Regions from separate parts of the Mus musculus genome. Here region 2 is linked to region 1. The links are chromatin loops, found by intact Hi-C in ENCODE. Cell type or tissue: left cerebral cortex. All regions are shown on one strand. Each heading gives the region's core, and the rest is flanking DNA. Links, peaks and the distances in the headings are about the cores only.

What was found. Peaks named below come from ENCODE experiments on the same cell type or tissue, not always from the same donor. Only the 100,000 strongest peaks of a DNase experiment are listed, where the experiment ranks them.
Region 2: a loop joins it to region 1, with 6 times the contacts of the local background. A loop is called at or near these places in 14 of 42 quality-filtered maps.

The regions. Positions count from the first base shown.
Region 1 is chr9:7,709,066-7,720,802 of GRCm38, reverse strand. No RefSeq gene overlaps it. Among named protein-coding and RNA genes, the nearest start is that of AV064505, 19 kb to the right of the region's middle. In left cerebral cortex, for the core only: a CTCF peak has its summit at 6,579 (motif pointing left); a DNase peak (open chromatin) is centred at 6,552.
Region 2 is chr9:8,204,719-8,216,455 of GRCm38, reverse strand. No RefSeq gene overlaps it. Among named protein-coding and RNA genes, the nearest start is that of Mir1899, 36 kb to the left of the region's middle. In left cerebral cortex, for the core only: a CTCF peak has its summit at 7,394 (motif pointing right); a DNase peak (open chromatin) is centred at 7,394.

The DNA.
Region 1 (11,737 bases), core at 5,589-8,088:
ACCTTAAGACACTGTTTGTGCATGCTAAGCAGGTGTTTATTCTACCATTGAGTCATACACCAGTATTGTGGGAAATATTCAAAAATACAATTCACACTACACCAGCAAGGCACTGGCAGCATGGGCAGTCTGTCCTCATCTTGTGGAAACTGACTCAGAGCTCCAAAATCTCTCCATCCAGCTCTCTAAGTTCCCACTGGTGGCTTTTTGGGGTGCACTTCTGGCAAACCTATGCTTTGCTGCTGTACCTTTCTCTCTGGAACCCAGTTGAACCGCTGCACGAAGGAAAACACCACACACACTTAGTTCGGAATCAATGGTAACTCAATCGCTGGGCACAACAACTAGAATCCTAAATTTTGTAAGCCATATTAAATCTAAATCCTCCTGGAGAATTTGCAGTCTAACCCAAGGATCACTAGTAGCTACATAAAAGCCCATATCTCTCTTCTCTTCTCTTCCTCCCTCCACCGGGAAGTCCTGCCTACTCTCTCAATGATTGGGTTCTTTATTCATTAGAAGGGTCACGTGAAGTCCTGAGTATGTGATTCACTCCTCATCCCAGATAATCCCTCTGAGAGAAGTTGAATTAACATCAAAATACAAACAGCATCAGGACTATCCACAACACACCAGTGCCTTATCTTTACAACTTTTTAAAGGAGCAATTCTAACTTTGATAAGTGTTTATATTTAAAAAGTTTTCTTATGTTTTGATTGAAGGTCTCAGTTTTATTATTTTCTTTCTTAAAGAAAGATTAGCTAGAGAGCCAGCCCTCTTTCTTTTATGGTGTCAACATAATTCTCATCACACCTTAATAAGAGAAAGTACAAGAAAAGCCCATTACAGACTAGTCTCAGCTGTGAGAGTAGATGCAAGAATCCTACGGTGTATTAGCTTTAGAGAGCAAAGAATGGAATGTAGAATGATTAAGAGATTCTAATATCAAAAAAAAAAAAGAGATTCCAATAACATGATTATTCTGAGCTTTTTTCCTAATATCCACTTCTCAATGAGTACATACCCTGTGTACTCTTTTGTGACTGTGTTATCACACTCAGGATAATATTTTCTAGTTCCATCCATTTGCCTGAGAATTTCATGAAGTCATTGTTTTTAATAGCTGAGTAGTACTCCATTGTGTAAATGTACCACATTTTCTGTATCCATTCCTCTGTTGAAGGACATCTGGGTTCTTTCCAGCTTCTGGCTATTATAAATAAGGCTGCTATGAACATTGTGGATCATGTGTCCTTGTTATATGTTGGAGCATATTTTGGATATATGCCCAAGAGTGGTATAGCTGGGTCCTCAGGTAGTACTATGTCCAGTTTTCTGAGGAACCACCAGACTGATTTCCAGAGTGGTTGTACCAGCTTGCAATCCCACCAGCAGTGGAGGAGTGTTTCTCTTTCTCCACATCCTTGACAGCATCTGCTGTCACCTGAGTTTTACAATTCACAGATCATATGAAACTCAAGAAGAAGGAAGACCAAAGTGTGAATCCTTCAGTCCTACTTAGAATGAGGACCAAAATAATCACAGGAGGTAGAGGGTGTGAGGGACTTGGGAGGTAGAAAGGAGGGGGAGGGGAAAAGCGGAGGGGGGGGGGGAGCAGGATCAGTTGTGGGAAGAGACAGGGGAGATGAAAATTGAACTGAGGTGTGTAGCAACGGGGGATGGGAAACTGGGTGTAGTTAGTTCCCCAACAAAAAGTCCCAGATGCCAGGAAAGCAAGAGGCTCCCAGGACCTAATGGAGATAACATTAGCTGAAATGCCCAACAAAAGGGAGAGAGAACCTGCAGAGAGAGAGACCTCATCCAGAGGTTATACACACCCTTGGTTGAGGGGTGGGGCCACCCACCTTTCTCAAAATTTTAACCTAGAATTGTTCTTGTGTAAAGGAAACACAGGGACAAAGAGTAGAGCAGAGACTGAAGGAACGGCCATGCAGACTGACCCACCTGGGGATCCATCCCATATGCAGCCACCAAACCCAGACACTATTGCTGATGTCAAGAAGTGCTTGCTGACAGGAGCCTGATATGGACGTCTCCTGAGAGGCTCTGCCAGAGCCTCACTGATATAGATGTGGATGCAGACTGAGCATGGGGGCCCTAATGGAGGAGTTCGAGAAAGGACTGAAGGAGCTGAGGGTTTGCAACTCCATAGGAAGAACGACAATATCAACCAAGCAGAACCTCCAGAGTTCTCAGGGACTAAACCACCAACCAAAGAGTACACATGGAAGGACCCATGGCTACAGCTGGATATGTAGCAGAGGATTGCCTTATTTGGCTTCAATGGGAGGGTTCGCCCTTGGTCCTGTGAAGACTTGATGCCCCAGTGTATGGGTATACTAGGGAGGTGAGGCTGGAGTGAATGGGTGGGTGGGTGAGCACCCTTATAGAAGCAGTGGGGGTGGGATAGGGGGTTTTTGAAGGGGAACCAGGAGGGGGATAACATTTGAAATGTAAATAAATAAAATAACCAATAAATTTTTTTTAAAAAGAGAGATTGTAATATATCATGACCAAGCATAGTTAATTCCTTAGAGTTCCAGAGGCTAATTCTACTTCAGAAAATTTCCAATGTTGTTTAAAGAAATGAAAGAAAAAAAATATAAAGTGCTATGTTTATTTATTTTTTCACATTTAAGTTAGTGAAAAATTAGAATATAATGGAGTGTGCTAGCTAGTTGTGTCCTACTGGCCACATTGGAACCATATACAATATGGAACACGTGGACCATGCTATAAGAGAAACTGCCATGAAACTGGAGAGGCAAAGCAAGTTCAAACCCTGACCTCAGGAGTAGAACTAGGTCCTTCTCTGATTCTGCTTCGACCTTGTAGCACATAACCTGGGGACCCCCAACCAATTGGTCACAAGTAGTCAGTTACATAGCACAGCACCTGGAATTCTTCCCCATGCAAATGACGCATCTCAGTAGCCTTAGCCTTGAGCCAATGAATGACCTTTTTCCTCTCTAGATATTTTCATGCCCTCCCCCAAAGCTATATCACGCTTGGTTCACCCTGAATAGAATATAAGTGTTCAAACCCACCTGGCATAAAGAAATCAGAACAAGCTAAGATCGTCTCAGGGAGCTGCTTCATTAAAGAGAAGGCCTTTGCTGGAACTCTAAGATTGTCTGAGAAGGCCTCCCAGCTCCCTGCACTCGCTCCCACCTGGACTGGCTGGGATCCTGCCAGTCCTGGACTCCACTGTTTTCCATCCCTGTCAGGTGGGCAACAGTATCTGATGCTGGGGGAGGGGCGGGGGCGCTGACTGATGATCCCACCCAGTCCAGATTTCACTATGTCCTCTTCTAGCCCTGTACCAGGTACATGTACAGAGGTCAGAGAAGAACTTTTGGGAGTTGGTTTTCTCCTTCAGTTGCAGGAATGGGACTCAGGTTGTTGGGCTTGGTGACAAGCACCTTTACTTGCTGAGCCATCTCTCTGGACCTCCCTCCAAATTTAATACGGGGAAGGTCTGAACAAATCTTACATTCAGCAAGTCTTGGTAGAAGGTAGTGTGCTTTGCCTCCCTCTGCCGATGTGGGAGAGCGCCTGAATGCTCCCGATTCTCTGAAAGATAAGATAATGGATAAAACCTGCTCTTTGAGTTTTCACTTTGTTGTAGCTAAATGTGTCCTAAAAATATCAACGGTAAATTCTGGAAAGAAAGAATGTCTAAGTTCAATGACTTATTACAACATTTTGTTACAATCTTTCTAATTTAGGAATTACTGCACTTTAAAAAATAATTTTAATAATGCATCTCTCTCTCTCTCTCTCTCTCTCTCTCTCTCTCTCTCTGTGTGTGTGTGTGTGTGTGTGTGTGTAAATCTGTGGATTCCATAAGAGTCAGATCTCCTTGGAGTGGAGTTTTAGGCAATTGTAAGCCTCTGATGTGGGTGTTCAGAATCCAACTTGCCTCTTTGCAAAAGCTATATGTGCTCTTAACTGTCAAGCTATCTATCTCTTTAACCCTAACTTCTTCATTTTTAAAAAATGGTTCTGAGGATCAAATATAGGACTTCAAACACTCTGGAAGCCAGTTTGTCTATGCAGTCATACCCTCAGTCTGTTACTATCTTACTGAGGCTAGCTTTCAGACTTAATGGTACTGTGGCTGTGTGTGAGTGTGAGTGTGAGTGTGTGTGTGTGTGTGAGTGTGTGAGTGAGTGTGTGTGTGTGTGAGTGTGTGTGTGTGAGTGTGTGTGAGTGTTTGTGAGTGTGTGTGTGTGTGAGAGTGTGTGTGTGTGTGTGAGTGTGTGTGTGTGAGTGTGTGTGTGTGAGAGAGTGTGTGTGTGTGTGAGTGTGTGTGTGTGTGAGAGTGTGTGTGTGTGTGTGTGTGTGTGTGAGTGTGTGTGTGTGTGAGAGAGTGTGTGTGTGAGTGTGTGTGTGTGTGAAAACATGGTTATATTAAGGTTTAATGTTACCTGCAGCTTTAGCTGTCCCCAAAGGGTAAGGGGGGAAGACAAATGTGATCTCTTTTAAAACACGATTTATTCGGTGTGTATATATGTTAGTGTGGACATGCATGCAGAAATCAGAGGATGCCTTTCCATACTTGACTAACATTCCTCCTGTCTACCCTTCATGTCTTGCCATGGAAGGGCTGGGTTACAGACATGCTCCTCTACATTAGGCTTCTCATGAGAATTCTCAGGCTGACACTCAGGCACGCACTTTTTACACATGTTCCTCATTCATATGTGATCTTAACACAGACATAAAATTCTTTTTGGGACTCTGGATCTAGTAGGCTGTAAATGGGGATTCCCTATTGGGCAGTGTTGCCCACACAAGAATCCCACAACAATAGTTCATATTCTAAACCTGCGTTTCTGACCTTCTCTCTGATTCTGTGAACATTTACTAAGAAATGGTATATTTTCTAAGAAATTTCACTTCTTCCTTAGGTTAAAAGATGTTACTGTGTTTTGCTATCAAGAAATTTGAACTGAGAGAATTGGGTATGTTGGTGAAATTTTTGTCTAGCATGTTGCATCTCCAGTACCTTGTCAACCATGTATGGTGATAACAGAACCCAGGAAGTTGAGAAAGAGGGATTCAAGGTCCTTGTTTCACAATGAGTTTGAGGCCAGCCTGGGCTATACAAGACACTGCTTCAATACACATCAGACATTCCACACTCCAAACTTGTCTCTTGCCACCATCAATGCCTGGGATGGTGAGTCTTTTTTCATCACCAGGCCTAAACTGAATAATTCTTGTGCAGATGACTTGGCAAAGGACACTCCAGATTTATAAGACTACTGTAAACCAGGTGTGCTGGTTCACATCTTTAATTCCAACAGGCAGAGGTAGGCAGATCTCTGTGAGTTTAAGGCTAACTTGACCTACAGAGTCAGTTCCAGGTCAGCCAAGGATATACAGTGAGACCCTCTATGAACAAACAAAAACAATCAAACAAGACTCGCATTCTCTGTGGGAGAATCAACCTTAGGACTTGCACTTCTAGCTGCACTGTTTCTTTAACACATAACTCACTGGCCTTTATTATTACCCCCCACCGACTCCCTTTTATACTGGGAATCAAACCCATGACCTCATATTATAGGCAAATACTTTACCATCAAGTTACAGTCACAGCTGTTCCTAAAATTCTTTTCCTGTGGGAGATGTAAACAATATCCCACCCCCCCCCCCCCCTTCCTGAGGACCAATAGGCTGGCGTGTGAGTCCACTAAAGTTCATTTGGGGAACCCTACAGACCCATGAGAGCGGTGCAGGTAGGAGCTCTGGTGGCCTACACAGCTCTGGTGGACTGTCTCTCTCCAGCATGGAGGATGACACCCCATGTTGAGGCAGAGGGAGTCCTCTACCCAGAGCTTCCTTTCCTGTATACTATTCCTCCTCCACACTGGGGCCATGTGCACACAACTAGTAGGGAGGGGTGAACAGGTAAGGGTCCCATGGCACTTTCCATCTCCTCCTTCTACAAGGGCACTGTCAGCAGTCAGCACAGCTGTGATGGTTGCCCTGTAAGAGGCTCACCTGGACTCCTGAAGATACTGGCAGTTTCTCTGGGAGAATAGTCCTACACAACAGCAGTCAATAATTCCTTGTTTTTTCCTCACCGATGAAAGCTTCAGAAGGCAGCAGCAGACCACAGCTGACCCTTAGGAGGAAGTGGGCCAGAGGGCCTGTCTCCTTTGTCCTTATGCTCACTAGGAAATAGAAGAGTTGCTCTTTCACAGGCTTCAAATGATCAGCAAATATGTGGTCGGGGGTCACTTCTCATGACACCTTCTGCATTTGTAGAAAAATAAAAAAATGTGCCAACAACAAAATTGCTCTACCTCCCTTCACAAGGGCTGTAGTTTGGGGACTGACTCATTAGAACGTCTCATCAGTACCAAATCCCTGTCCTTTTTGGTCATTGAGAGTTGGGCTACTATGACAAATGAGGGTAGAAACTAGGAGGCACCAGGTGGGGTCTGTCTGGCATGTTTGTTGTAGTTAGTATGCTTTTGGTTAGAATTGGTTTAAATGGCAGGTGTTTTCATAAGTGGAAGGGTGACCCCGTGTGGCTATTTAGAGTATCACTCTGAATTTTTTGGCTCTTCTGGCTTCAAACTAATTGGTTGACCACCTTTATGTATGTATGTATGTATGTATGCATGTATGTATGTATGCATGTATGTATGCATGCATGCATGCATGTATGTATGTATGTATGTATGTATGTATTTATTTATATTCTGAATGTGTCTTTTGCTTCTTTTACATCAGAGTATGGCAGGAATGGTGCTGTATGAAGGCAAAGGCACATCTGAAGAGATATTCAGATTAAGTCCTGGATGCTGGGAGAGATGGTCCAGGGGTTAGAGCACCTTTGTTCAATTCCTAGCACTTACATGCTGGCTCATAACCATCTCTAACTTCAGTTTCATGTGATCTGATGCTCTCTATCTCCATGGATACCAGATACACACATAGTGCATATAAGTACATTCAGGGAAAACATTCAAACATATTAAGAAGAAAAACAAAAGGCCTGCATGCCAGAGACACTATGGTTGGGTTGATAGTCCCAGCTGCACCCAGCTTTGTAGTCTCAATTCTTGCACAACAGATACATAAGTGAGGTTTGCAAATCTTCCAAACCCATCTACGTCACTCTACAGCTGGGTCACACAGGAGCCCCTAAGTCTCAGAATCTTGGGAACTAATACATGGTTGTTCTTGGGTGGGACTCATGCTTGAGGGTCATTTTCATACAAGAATAGAAAACTGGACAATCCTGGTGTCAGCTGGTCTTCTAAAGAGGACACCAAGATAGGATTACACATGCAATGGATCTTGGGGGAGGGCTAGCTGGATGGCACAGGGATAAAGATGCTTGCCACCAAGACTGGTGGCCTGAGTTTGATTCCCCAGGATTCTCTCTACTTACTGTTTCCCCCTCTTCAGAGGTGTTTTCCCCCAAATCTCTTCAAAATTTGCATTACTTTTTATTTGTGTGTGTGTGTCTTGGTGCCACGTTCTTACACCCACCAACCACATTTTATGATTAATTGGTCATCAAATTTTGAAAAGGGAAGGATCACTTGTTCTACTTTATAAAATGAAGAAATTATCACAAAGGATAGGCACTGGCGATGTAGCTCAGTGGTAACGTGCTTGCCTAGCATGCTTCGGGTCCTTGGGTCAACCTGGCACTGGGGGAAAAAGAGTAAGCAAAGCTTGAGTGTGCAAATCTGAAACTTTAGCACGGAGGCAGGAAGATTATGAGTTTTGGGCCAGCATGGATTACCTAATGAATTTGAGATCAGTCTAGAATACATAGTAAGACCTTATCTCAAAAAGTAACATAAGGCGTGGTGAGAAGGCTCAGCAGTTAGGAGCGCTGACTGCTCTGCCAGAGGTTCTGAGTTCAAATCCCACAACCACGCGGTGGCTCACAGCATCTGTAATGGGATCTGATGCTCTCTTCTGGTGTGTGCCTGAAGACAGCTGCAGTGTACTCATATAAATAAACAAATCTTTTAAAAAAGTAACATAATACAATAAAGTAAAACAAAAAAAGGGGTGGCCCAAATTGAAGGAAAAATTGAGGAATTCTAGGGTTTCCTTAGACGGTAGGATGTGAGCAGTATTTAAACAGAAGTTTCCGCATAATTGTTTTTTTTTCTGTTAATATATGTTACTTATGCATTAATAACAGCACCAGCAGGGCAGCTGTGCTTAGTGTCACGCTGGGCACAGAAGGAGCAATGGACTCTCTGTGCCTCACTCAGTCACTTGATCTGGTCCTTGTCACATATCTGTGGGCTCTACTTTTCTGAAAGGCAATAGTGGTACATGAAGCTAATGAGGAGGCACAAATGGCAGTGACAAACCTGAAGGGGCCATGTCGGGTCACCTAGGAGACACTGCTCTGGAAACATTTGTGAAGCCATTTCTAGAGAAGTTTAACTAAGTGGAGAAGACCCACCCTCAAAGTGGCAGCATCTTCCAATGGGTAGCTCAGATGCAAAGAGTTCCAAGGAAAGAGCTTATGTGCTGATCCACCTTCTCCGCCACTTCCTGAGTGAGTGTGTCCACCCCTGCCATCCTTGCCTGACAGGAGACTCCAGTTTCTTTGGTCTTCCAACTTAGACTACACAGCAATGACTCCAGGAATCTGTTAAGCCTTCAGCATTGGACAGGGACAGCAGAGACAGGGAGCATCAGAGGCTCCCAAGTATGCGGAAATACCCGCCCCTATTGGTTTTGTTGCTCCAGAGCACCCTGCCCAATGTGGACTTTTCTTTTACAGGAGAAATTATGGTTTTTCAGTTCTGGAATAGGCAAAAGGGAATTTATTGGAGAGACACTGACATATTCTATGATGTCCAAAAATCACTGACAGCCAAACCTCATGGACTGTCCCAGTACAAGTTCACCACCAACAAAACTCACTGCAGAGTTCCCAATCCCTAAGGATGTCATTTCACTGTGGTACATTTTTCTGGTTTATGTGCTCTGAGATTTCTTTGTTTGGAATCATACTCTGAAGGCTTAAACAGTGTCTGGAGCATGTAAAATAATACTTATTGAATAAATGAGCAAAAATTTATATTCTCCAGATGAACATGAGGCTGGTGATGCCTGGGTCAGGCGTCTGCTCTTTTTTCAAGTGACTATAGTTGGTAGTAGGGTAGGACACACTTGGCCACCAATGTCAGCTAAAAGTCAGGAGTACTTCTCAGAGAAAACAGACTTGAGAAGAAAGTGTTGGTGACACAAAAGTGTGTTACTTCTCTTTGCCCATAAAAGGCTGATAGGCAATTGGCTCTTCTAGAGAACTGACTTTTAAGACAATGGGAGTTCACTGTGTCAAGTGTAGCGGTGAATCAGTTAAACCACTTTTGCTCCCACGCTGCACCCATCCAAGAGCTCTCTAGATTTGCAAATGAAAGACACACACACTGGGCAGGGCAGTGGTGGTGCACGCCTTTAATCCCAGCACTTGGGAGGCAGAGGCAGGTGGATGCTGGTGCTGAAGAATCAGCTGTGATTAACAAGGTACCAGAACTACTAAAGCGAAAACTTTGCATTACTGGGACTATTGATGTTGGTTACCTGGAGCTAAGAAATTGGCGGTGATTAAGAAGAGACCAAGATCATTGAGGTGACATCTTCTGGGAAGTGTTTTCTGAGAGTACAAAGAGGCTATGTTTCAGACATAGCCAAAGTTGTACCTTGTGCAGCAGCAGGACTTGGTAATGTGTAAGAGTCACCCAGGTGGTACTGGTTTTGAAGTTATGAAGGGGTCATGCAGAGCAGCTGAGGCTCGGCACTGTGAGAGGCCATGGAAGGCCATTGGTGAAGGTGCAGTCTCAGTTGCAATTGATGACCCGGGACTGAAGGGGTCATGCAGTGTTTTGGAGATGCCAGTACCATGAGATGACCACTAAGAACGGCAGCAGCAGTGGAGTACAGGCATCTGGAGCCTAGAGGAAAAGCTATGTGCTACAAAGGACAGGGCTGGAGAAGTGACCCAAGCCCTTGGAGGAGCCCAGAAGATTGTGAGTTGGATCCCAGACATTAGACAGTTGGAGTTTAATTTTTGCTTTTGATTGTGACTGTGTCTTGATATTTTTCCCTCTTGAAGGAAGAAAATATTTTATTGGATCCCACAATTAAGGGACTTAATTGTAAAAAGACTTTGGATTTTAAAAGATATTGGATGTTTTAAAAGGATTGAACTTTTAATATGTAAAGACTGTGGGACTTTTAAAGTTGTTTAGATCTTGGGAATGAATAAGAAACTAAGGGCTGAGGCTTACTAGTGATGTGTTTGTGTGTCAAGTTGACAAGGGGTCAATTGTACTGGCTAGTTTTGTGTCAACTTGACACAGCTGGAGTTATCACAGAGAAAGGAGTTTCAGTTGGGAAAATGTCTCCACAAGATCCAGCTGTAAGGCATTTTCTCAATTAGTGATCAAGGGGGGAGGTCCCCTTGTGGGTGGTGTCATCTCTGGGCTGGTAGTCTTGGTTCTATAAGAGAGCAGACTGAGCAAGCCAGGGGAAGCAAGCCAGTAAAGAACACCCCTCCATGGCCTCTGCATCAGCTCCTGCTTCCTGACCTGCTTGAGTTCTAGTCCTGACATACTTTAGTGATGAACAGCAATGTGGAAGTGTAAGCTGAATAAACCCTTTCCTCCCCAACTTGCTTCTTGGTCATGATGTTTGTGCAGGAATAGAAACCCTGACTAAGACACACACATACACAAACCACACACACATATACCACATGTTTACCACACACATACATATATACAAACATACACCACACACATATACATACATACATACATACATATACATACACACACAATTACAAAAAAACAGGTCTTATGAAACAATACAAACACAATATCTTAGCATTGGAATACAGGTTACTTTATTCCCTAAAATACATGTTTCTCAACTGAGTTCTCAAAATGACCAATGTTACATTAATTCTATATTGGTTTTCCTTTCCCTTGAGAAGTCATAGTATTAGAGACTGGTAGGGGACCCTGTCTCAGGGTTACTATTGCTATACTCAAACACCATGACCAAAAGTAGAGAGTTTTGTCCCTGATTTCAATCTTAACCAGGAAGTTATCCCCTGACTGAGCACAGAGAAGCTTACTCCAGGAAAAATGTCATAACGGTCACTTATACATGAACATCCCTTAGTAAATAAAGATCTGCCTTCTGTTTTAATTGTGCCGAGAAGCAGATCACATGACAGCTACCATGTTAACTCTAAGTGTACAGATGAATACTACTAGGTATATTTATATTGTAAATTTAAAACATATATATATTTTTTAAGACAAATTTTCTGGCTGGCCTCTTTTGGAGGAGAACTTGCCATTCCATACAACAGTTCATCATCGAAAGCAGTGGGTACAGGAACTCAAACAGGACAGGAACCTGATGCCGAGGCCATGGAGGGTTCTGCTTAACTGTGTTGCTCTTCAGCCAGCTTGGTTATAGAACCCAGGACCACCTCATTGGGCTGGGCCCTCACCCTATCAACCACTGATCCACAAAATGCTCTACAAGCTTTCCTGCAGCCTGATCTCATGGAGGCATTTTCTCATTTGAGGTTCCCCTTTTCCAGACAATCTAGTCTATGTCAAGTTGTCATAAAACTAGCTAGATAATCCTGGATGAAAAGAAAAGTGCCAGGGACACAAAATACAGGAGAGTAGGGAT
Region 2 (11,737 bases), core at 6,227-8,726, 500 kb before region 1:
GATTCTAACTCAAAAGATCCAGGAAATACAGGACACATTGAGAAGACCAAACCTAAGGATAATAGGAGTAGATGAAAATGAAGATTTTCAACTTAAAGGGTCAGCAAATATCTTCAGCAAAATTATAGAAGAAAAGTTCCCAAACCTAAAGAAAGAGATTTCCATTAACATACAAGAAGCCTACAGAACTCCAAATAGACTGGACCAGAAAAAAAATTCCTCCCGACACATAATAATCAGAACAACAAATGCACTAAATAAAGATATATATTAAAAGCAGTAAGGGAAAAGGGTCAAGTAACATATAAAGGCAGGCCTATCAGAATTACACCAGACTTTTCACCCGAGACTATGAAAGCCAGAAGATCCTGGACAGATGTTATACAGACACTAAGAGAACACAAATGCCAGCCCAAGCTACTATATCCAGCCAAACTTCCAATTACCATAGATGGAGGAACCAAAGTATTCCACGACAAAACCAATTCACATATTATCTTTCCACGAATCCAGCCCTTCAAAGGATAATAACAGAAAGAAAAAAGAAAGAAAGAAAAGAAAATACAAGGACGGAAACCACCTCCTAGAAAAAGCAAGAAAGTAATCCTTCAACAAACCAAACAGAAGAGAGCCACAAGAACAAAATGCCAACTCTAACAACAAAAATAATAGGAAGCAACATTTACTTTTCCTTAATATCTCTTAATATCAATGGACTCAATTCCCCAGTAAAAAGACATAGACTAACAGACTGGCTAAAAAATCAGGACCCAACATTTTGCTGCTTACAGGAAACCCATCTCAGGGAAAAAGACAGACACTACCTCACAGTGAAAGGCTGGAAAACAATTTTCCAAGCAAATGGTCTGAAGAAACAAGCTGGAGTAGCCATTCTAATATCAAATAAAATCAACTTCCAACACAAAGTTATCAATACAAGGAGGGGCACTGCATACACATCAAAGGTAAAATCTTCCAAGAGGAACTCTCAATTCTGAATATGTATGCTCCAAATGCAAGGGCAGTCACATTCATTAAAGAAACTTTAATAAAGCTCAAAGCAAACATTGCACCTCACACAATAATAGTGGGAGACTTCAACACACCACTTTCATCAATGGACAGATCGTGGAAACAGAAACTAAACAGGGACACAGTGAAACTAACAGAAGTTATGAAACAAATGGATTTAACAGATATCTACAGAATATTTTATCCTAAAAAAAAAAGGATATACCTTCTTCTCAGCACCTCATGGTACCTAATCCAAAATTGACCATATAATTAGTCACAAAACAGGTCTCAACAGATACAAAAATATTGAAATTGTCCCATCCATCCTATCAGATCACCATGGACTAAGGCTGATTTCAATAACAACATAAATAATAGAAAGCCAACATTCATGTGAAAACTGAACACTCTTCTCAATGATACCTTGGTCAAGGAAGGAATAAAGAAAGAAATTAAAGCTGGGCATGGTGGTGCACACCTTTAATCCCAGCACTTGGGAGGCAGAGGCAGGTGGATTACTGAGTTCAAGGCCAGCCTGGTCTACAGAGTGAGTTCCAGGATCAGCCAGGACTATACAGAAAAACCCTGTCTCAAAAAATCAAAAAAAAAAAAAAAAGAAAGAAATTGAAGACTTTGTAGAGTTTAATGAAAATGAAGCCACAACATACCCAAACTTATGAGACACAATGAAAGCATTTCTTTTTTTGTTGTTGTTCTTGTTAAGTTTTTTTTTATTATGTATTTTCTTCATTTACATTTCCAATGATATCCCAAAAGTTCTCCCATACCCTCCCCCCACCCTTTCCCTTCTCTCCCCCGACTCCTGCTTCTTGGCCGTGGTATTCCCCTGAACTGCAAGATTTTGCTGAAAAGGACCCAGAAGAAAGCATTTCTAAGAGGAAAACTCATTGCTCTGAGTGCCTCCAAAAAGAAACTAGAAAGACACACACTAGCAGCTTGATGACACACCTAAAAGCTCTAGAACAAAAGGAAGCAAATTCACCCAAGAGGAGTAGATAGCAGGAAATAATCAAACTCAGGGGCAAAATCAACCAAGTGGAAACAAGAAGAACTACTCAAAGAATCAAACAAACGAGGAGCTGGTTCTTTGAGAAAATCAACAACATAGATAAATCCTTAGCCAGACTCACTAGAGGGCACAGGAACAGCATCCTAGTTAACAAAATCAGAAATGAAGACGGAGACATAACAACAGAACCTGAGGAAATCCAAAACACTATCAGATCCTTCTACAAAAGGCTATACTCAACAAAACTGGAAAACCTGGATGAAATGGACAAATTTCTAGACAGATACCAGGTACCAGAGTTGAATCAGGATCAGGTTAATGATATAAACAGTCCTATATCCCCTGAAGAAATAGAAGCAGTCATTAATAGTCTCCCAACCAAAAAAAGCCCAGGACCAGATTGGTTTAGTGCAGAGTTCTATCAGACCTTCAAAGTAGATCTAATCCCAGTTCTGCACAAACTATTCCACAAAATAGAAGCAGAAGGTACTCTACCCAATTCATTCAATAAAGCCACAATTACTCTGTTACCTAAACCACAGAAAGACCCAAAAAAGATAGATAACTTCAGACCAATTTCCCTTATGAATATCGATGCAAAAATACTCAATAAAATTCTCACTAACCGAATCCAAGAACACATCAAAACAATCGTCCATCCTGAGCAAGTAGGTTTCATTCCAGGGATGCAGGGAAGGTTTAATATATGGAAATCCATCAACATAATCCACTACATAAACAAACTCAAAGACAAAAACCACATAATCATCTCATTAGATGCTGAGAAAGCATTTGACAAAATCCAACACCCATTCATGATAAAAATCTTGGAAACATCAGGAATTCGAGGCCCATACCTAAACATAATAAAAGCAATCTACAGCAAACCAGTAGCCAACATCAAAGTAAATGGTGAGAAGTTGGAAGCAATCCAACTAAAATCAGGGACTAGACAAGGCTGCCCACTTTCTCCATACCTATTCAACATAGTATTTGAAGTCCTAGCCAGAGCAATTCGACAACAAAAGGAGATCAAGGGGATACAAATTGGAAAGGAAAAAGTCAAAATATCACTTTTTGCAGATGATATGATAGTATATATAAGTAACCCTAAAAATTCCACCAGAGAACTCCTAAACCTAGTAAACAGCTTCAGTGAAGTAGTTGGATATAAAATTAACTCAAACAAGTCATTGGCCTTTCTCTACACAAAGGATAAACAGGTTGAGAAAGAAATTAGGGAAATAACACCCTTCACAATAGTCACAAATTGGTGTGACTCTAAGTAAGGAAGTGAAAGATCTGTATGAGAAGAACTTCAAGTCTCTGAAGAAAGAAATTAAAGAAGATCTCAGAAGATGGAAAGCTCTCCCATGCTCATGGATTGGCAGGATCAATATAGTAAAAATGGCTTTTTTGCCAAAATCAATCTACAGATTCAATGCAATTCCCATCAAAATTCCAACTCAATTCTTCAAGGAATTAGAAAGGGTAATCTACAAAATCATCTGGAATAACAAAAAACCTAGAATAGCAAAAACTCTTCTCAATGATAAAAGAACCTCTGGTGGAATCACCATGCCCAACCTAAAGCTGTATTACAGATGAATTGTGAATTCTCATTTGAGGAATACCGAATGGCTGAGAAGCACCTGAAAAAATGTTCAGCACCCTTAATCATCAGGGAAATGCAAATCAAAGCAACCCTGAGATTCTACCTCACACCAGTCAGAATGGCTAAGATCAAAAATTCAGGTAACAGCAGATGCTGGTGAGGATGTGGTGAAAGAGGAACACTCTTCCATTGTTGGTGGGATTGCAAGCTGGTACAACCACTCTGGAAATCAGTCTGGCGGTTCCTCATAAAATTGGACATAGTACTACCGGAGGATCCCGCAATACCTCTCCTGGGCATATATCCAGAAGATGTTCCAACTGGTAATAAGGACACATGCTCCACTATATTTATAGCAGCCTTATTTATAATAGCCAGAAGCTGGAAAGAACCCAGATGTCCCTCAACAGAGGAATGGATACAGAAAATGTGGTACATTTACACAATGGAGTACTACTCAGCTATTAAAAAGAATGAATTTATGAAATTCCTAGGCAAATGGATGGACCTGGAGGGCATCATCCTGAGTGAGGAAACCCAATCACAAAAGAACTCACATGATATGTACTCACTGATAAGTGGCTATTAGTCCAGAAACTTGGAATACCCAAGATACAAGATACAATTTGCAAAACACATGAAACTCAAGAAGAGTGAAGACAAAGTATGGACACTTTGCCCCTTCTTAGAATTGGGAACAAAACACCCATGGAAGGAGTTAAAGAGACAAAGTTTGGAGCTGAGACGAAAGGATGGACCATCTAGAGACTACCATACCTGGGGATCCATCCCATAATCAGCCTCCAAAAGCTGACACCATTGCATACACTAGCAAGATTTTGCTGAAAGGACCCTGATAAAGCTGTCTCTTGTGAGGCTATGCTGGGGCCTAGCAAACACAGAAGTGGATGCTCACAGTCAGTTATTGGATGGATCACAGAGCCCCCAATGGAAAAGCTAGATAAAGTACCCAAGGAGCTAAAGGGGTCTGCAACCCTATAGGTGGAACAACAGTATGAACTAACCAGTACCCCCCCCTTCCCCAGATCTCGTGTCTCCTGCTGCATATATATCAGAAGATGGCCAAGTCGGCCATCATTGGAAAGAGAGGCCCATTGGTCTTGCAAACGTTATATGCCTCAGTACAGGGGAATGCCAGGGCCAAGAAGTGGGAGTGGGTGGGTAGGAGAGTGGGGCAGGGGTATGGGGGGCTTTTGGGATAGCACTGGAAGTGTAAATGAAGAAAATACCTAATATAAATAAATAAATACATACATACATACATACATACATACATAAACAAATAAACTCAATGACAGCACATGCAGGCAAGGATGTAGTGAAAAAGGAACACCCCTCCATTGTTGTTGTGATTGCAAACTTGTACAATCACTCTAGAAAACAATCTGGCAGTTTCTCACAAAACTGGAAATAGGTCTACCTAAAGACCCAGCTATACTGCTCCTGAGCATAAACTCAAAAGATTCTCCACCATACCACAAGAACATGTGCTCTACTGTGTTCATAGCAGCTTTATGTGTAATAGCCAGAAACTGGAAGCAACCCAGACATCCCTCAGTCAAAGAATGAATACAGAAGATACAGTTCATTTACACAATGGAATATTATTCAGTTATTAAAAATAAGGACACCATGAATTTTGCAGGCAAGTAGATGAAATTATAAAATATCTTCCTGGGTAAGATAACCCAGACCCAAAAGGACATGTATAGTATGTACTCCCTGATAAATGGATATTAGCCAAAAAGTACAGAATAGTCATGATACACCCAACAGACCCAAAAAAGGTAACAAAGAAGGAAGGCCAATGTGAGGATACTCAAATCCTACTTGGAAGGGGGAACAAAATAGTCATGGGAGGCAGAGGGAAGAAGGAACCTGTGTGGGAGAGGGAAGGAGGAGAGGAACATGGAGGCAGGATCAATTATGGGGAGAGACAGTTGAGAGGGCCAGTGGGCCAGGAGAATGAATGAAAATATACAGGTGCCAGGGTTTGGGTGTGGGGAGAATCTCTAAGAAGTCCCAGAGACCTGGGATAGGTGAGGCTCTCAGGAGTCAGTGAGGGTAATCTTAACTGAAACGACCAACAGAGGAAAGATAGAACCTGAGGAGACCACCTCCAGTAACCAGACAGGACCCCCAATGGAGGGATGGGGACACCAACCCACTTACAAAACTTTCAATCCAAAATTGGTCCTGTCTAAAAGAAATGCAAGGACAATAATGAAGCTGAGATTGAAGTAATGGACAACCAAAGACCAGCCCAACTTGAGACCCATTCCATGTGCAGACACCAATCCTTGATACTATTACTGATGTCATGTTGTGCTTGCAGACAGGAGCCTAGCATAGCTGTCCTCTGAGAGGCTCTACCAGAAGCTGACTGAGATAGATGCAGATATTCTGGCCAACTATTGGACTGAGGTTGGGATTTCTATACAAGGGTTAGTGGAAAGATTGAGGGCCCTGAGGTGATGGCAACCCCACAGGAAGACCAACAGTGTCAACTAATCTGGATCCCTGAGAGCTCCCAGAGACTGAACTACCATCCAAAGAGAATGCACATGCTGGTATGAGGCCCCATGGCATATATGCAGCAAAGGACTGTCTTGTCTGGCCTCAGTGGGAGAGTATTCACCTAATCCTGCAGACTTGATACAAAGTAAGGGGTGGGGGGAAGACCTAGGGAAGGTACCCTCAGAGGCAAAGGGGAAGGGGAATGGGGGAGGAACTCTGTGAGGAGATACCAAGAGGAGGCCAGCATTTGGGATAAAAATACATAAATAAATTTTTTTGAATACTAAAAGGAAGTCTTAATAATTGTAATGATGTTTTATCATGCTGGTTATACTAAATAACCATTGCTTGTCATGTCTCCATGAGCACATTGTATGGTGAGTGGTTTACTTCTCAGTAAGGCTAGTTTTAACTCATTTTAAAGGGGTGATGATACTTTATACTGGAACATGAACATCCTTTCAAAACATTCTACTAGGTAAAAGACATCAATTGTAACACCAGCCAGGAAAGCAGGTGGGCTAACTGTAAACATTCACCTCCCCCTCCTCTTTTACAAATCCAAACCCCAAGCTTTGCCCCACTCTCCTGCTCTATAGTAGACCACAATCTGCAGCCTCCCCTCATCCTTACCCTATTTTCAGTGGACCACAGAGATATTCTCCTCCAACCTTTTTTCTCTGCTCTCCTCACTTTATCCTAGTCCCAACCATAGCATGCATTACACAGGTACCAGAATCCTGGCCAAAGAAGCAGATAAGCTAACTGTAGATCTTCAAACCCTCAGAATCCATTCTCCCATTATCATGCCCAACTGTGCAGCAGAAAACTTTTGCACCTATTCCCCACACAGGACTAGGAATATCATGGTGGAATACCCTAGTTTCCTACCTACAAAGCACTCTCTCAGACTTCAACCCTCCTAGCCTAAACCCATTCCTGAGTGTCAGCTCCTAATATCTAGAAGGACAATTTACCCAGAATTCTCAACAAGCACACCCAGTAATATCCCAGAATTCCCTACCAGGAAACACAGAGCCACCATGCTTTCCTAACAACCAGAGAGGGCAACAGAAACCAAGTAACAGAACACTCAGCAAAGATAAGACCAAGTATCAGCACCTAGAATTAAGATCTTCCCAACCCAGATATCTAGACACTGGTGTAAAAATACACCCAAGACAATATGTCTCCACTAGAGGCCAGCAGCACACCACAGTAGGCCCTGAGTATTACAACATAGATGAAGCACATGACAAAGACTTTAAATAGCCTTCATGAAATGATAGGGATCCTTTTAAAAGATATGCATGACTCCTGAAAAGAAACCTATGAAAACAGGAGCAAGCAGGTGAAGAAAATGAATAAAAACTGTTAAAAGACCTGAAACTTGAAATAAAGTAAAGAAAACACAATCTGAAGGAAATCTGAAAATTAAAAATTTAAGAATTGAAACAAGAATCTCAGAGGCATGCCTCACAAACAGAATACAAGACGTGGAAAAAAGCTCTTGGACACTAAAAACCTGATAGAAGAAATAGATACCTCCATCAAAGAAAATGTTAAATCTAAAACACTCCCAATACAAAACGTTCTAGGAATCTAGAACACTGAAAAGACCAAATCTGAGAATAATAGAAATAAAGGAAGTAGATGAAACCCAGGTCAAAGGCTCAGAAAGTATTATTAACAAAATCATAAAAGAAAGTCTCCTGGGGCTGGTGAGATGGCTCAGCGGGTAAGAGCACTGACTGCTCTTCCAAAGGTCCTGAGTTCAAATCCCAGCAACCACATGGTGGCTCACAACCATTGTAATGAGATCTGACACCCTCTTCTGATGCCTCTGAAGACAGTTACAGTGTACTTATATATAATAATAAATCTTTGGGCTGGAGCCAGTGGGGCCAACTGGAGCAGAGGGGTTGACCAAAGTGAGCAGAAGTCCTACAAATTCAATTCCCAACAACCACATGAAAGTTCACAACCATCTGTACAGCTATAGTGTACTTACATACATTAAATAAATAAATAAATCTTTTAAAAGAAAAGAAAATCTCCCTAATCTAAAGAAGGAGATGCCTATCAAGGTACAAGAACCACACAGAACATCAAATAGACTGGACCAAAACAAAAAAAGTCCTTTCACTACATAATAATCAAAACACTAAATTTATAGAACAAAGAATATTAAAAGCTGCAAGAGAAAGACAAAGTAATATATAAAGATAGGCCTATTAGAATAGACCCTTCTCAGTGGAGACTTTTAGTCAGAGGGGCCACGACAGATGTGCTGCAGACTCAAAAAGGCCACAGATGCTAGCCCAGATTACTATACCTAGCAAAACTTTCAATAAAAATTGATGGAGAAAATAGGACATTCCATGATAAAAACAAAATTTAAGCAACACCTATCTACTAATCTAGTCATTAGAAGGCACTAAAGAAAACTCAAACCTAAAGAGGAGGAAGAGAGGAAAAAGTCCCAGACCACCAAATCAAAAGAGGGAAACAGACACGTACACACGTACACACACCAATAGTAACAACAGTAGCAGCAAAAAAAAAAAAAAAAAAATAGGAATCAATAAACACTACTCAGTGCTCTCAATATCAGTGGTCTCAATTCTCCCAATTAAATGACACAGACTAACAAAATGGATGCAAAAACAGGATCCATCCTTCTGCTGCATCTGAGAAATATACCTTAAAATTAAGGACAGACATCACTTCAGGATAAAATGAGGGAAGAAGATATCCCAAGCAAATGGACTTAAGAAGCAAGCTGTGTAGCTATTTTAATACCTGACAAAATAATACTTCAAACCAAAACTAATAAAGCACTACATACACATCAAAGGAAAATCTACCAAGAGAACCTTGCAATTCTTAACACCTATGCCTCAAACACAAAGATACCCAATATCATAAAAAAAAAAAATACTACTGCTTAAATCACATATTAACCCTCACACACTGATAGTAGGAGACTTCAAAATCCTACTCTTACCCATAGATGGGCATTCAGACAAAAACTAAACAGAAATGCTGGAGATAAGTGGTATTATAAACAGGCATTTACCCAAACACAAAAGAATATACCTTCTTCTCAGCACTTCATGGAACTTTCTCCAAAGTTGACCACATACTCAAATACAAAGAAAGTCTCAAGAAATACAAGAAAATTGATTTAATACCCTGTGTCCTATTTGACTACTATGAATTTAAACTGAATATCAACAACAAAACCAACAAAAAGCTTACAAACCTATGGAAATGGAACAACTCTCTACTAAATGAAAAATGGGTCATGATACAAACTAAAAACTTTCTAGAAGTGAATAAAAATAAATATACAACATACCCAAACTGATGGAATACAACAAAGGTGCTTCTAAGAAGCAAATTCACAACACTAAGTGCCTACTTTTTTAAAATTGACAGATTTCATGCTAGTAACTTAAAAGCATACCTGAAAGTTTTAGAACAAAAAGAAGAAATCAAATACCCAAAAGGAGTAGACTATAGGTAAGAATCAGACTTGGGGTTGAAATGGGCCAGATGGCTTTAGCACAGCAGTTCAGCAAACATCAAGCAATTCATTCAAAAAGTTAATGCCAATACTCCTCAAATTATTCCACAAAATAGAAACAGAAGGAACATTCCAAAATTTGTTTTTGAGACTACAGTTACCCTGATACCCAAAACACATAAAAATGAGACAAAGAAGAAAATCACAGACCAATTATGAATATATATGCAATTTTTTAAAACTTTTATTGATTCTTTGTGAATTTCACATCATGCACCTCAGTCCCATTAATTTCTCTGTCCCCTCGTATCCTCCCTTCATATTCCCCCCAAAATAAACAAGCAAAACAAACAAACAACCATAGAAGAAAATCTCAACCTGGAAGCTGTAGTGTGTCACAGTGTGTCCTGCAGTCTACCCTACCCCTCTGTCCACACATCTTCACTTGCAAACATTCATTGCAATGGGTCATTGGTCTGGTTTGAGATCTCTGGCTTCTGTGATCCTCATTGGACCTCATCTTGATTGTCCTATTTTTGCTCTGTGTCATGGAGATTTTGCAGCTTTGGATCAGCATATCTCCACTGTTTGCAGATAACATAGATTTTTTGCGTGGGCCTAACTGGTAACTGGGTTGGTCATGGCATGGGCTCTCCCTTATTTGCACCACCAGGTCAAGTTCTCCAGGACTGACTGCTCCACCTAGACTACTCAATACAGCCATTATCAGAAGGCAATGTCAGCTCTCTTGTTCTCATGCACTTGGGGCCAGCTCACCTTCACCCATACCTCCAGAGCCAGCTCCATTGTGTTGTCCAATCAAGGCATGATGCCCATTCTCCCAAGTGCTGCAGCCTGAGAGGGGCTGGTACAGCTCGCTTTCTCTCACGCACCCTCAAGGTTGGCTCATTTTGACTTAGCCTTCAGGGTCAGCTCCACTGTTGCTTAGGCAAGATGCAGGGCCTGCTCTCAAGAATGCTGCAGCTATGAAAGACAGGGACAGTTCACCTGCTCTTATGATGACCCTGGGACAAGTTCTTCTGACTGCTGCAGAAGGCAAGAGGTGAGAGAGGAGGGGCCAATCCCCCCTCCACCTCAGGGCAGAGGAGTGTTAGGGACAGCTCTCCCTCATTCACACCATCAGGGCTGGCTTACTCCACTCCCTACTAGTAGGGCCAGTTCCAATATGCTGCTGAGGGAGGTACAGGTCGGCATTCCCTAGTACTGGTGCCTGTGAGTCACAGCCAATGAGGGGCAGGGCCAGTTCTACACAGACCCTGAACATCCATAGGACCAGGGATATCCCCATGTTTGCTAGTGGTAATATGAGTCACAAACTCTGACACTAACCGTTACCACTACCTATTTAAAACACAGACATGGCTCAGGTTGCAGCTCAGGTTGGGACCACACCAAGGCTTCAAGGAATAGAGCTGGCCACTCACAGCAGGCTACTTTTCTCTTCCCTCAAGTCTCCTGTTCCATCTCTCTTCATAATGTTTAAGCTGTTCTATCCCTCTTTCTGTCCCATCTATCCACAAACTCTCACATATTGTGATGGTTCCTGTTACAGGCTGGGCACTTGTCTGGAGGGACCTGGGTGACATCTTCTAGCCATACCATTTGACATGAAGGCAAGCAAGTGTCTATTGCCTGCCTATACTGTGTACCAGAGGGCAGGTCTGTGGATTGCATAGCAATCCGCAGTTCTGCCTGTCATCTTCCTCTTCCTATGCTGGGTTTCATGGTGATGGGTGGGGCTCTTTTCAAAATTGACTCAAATGATATAAAATATCTGGATATAACTCTAATCAAGCATATGAAAAATTTAAAAGTTTAATCATACATGACTTTTTTAAAAATTCCAAGTAATTTAAGAAAGAAATTGAAGAAGGTATCAGAACATGAAAAGGTTTCCTATAATCATGGATTGGTGGGATTAATATAGTAAAAATGGCTATCCTACCAAAAGCAGTCTACAAATTCAAAGCAGTGCACATCAAAACTCCAA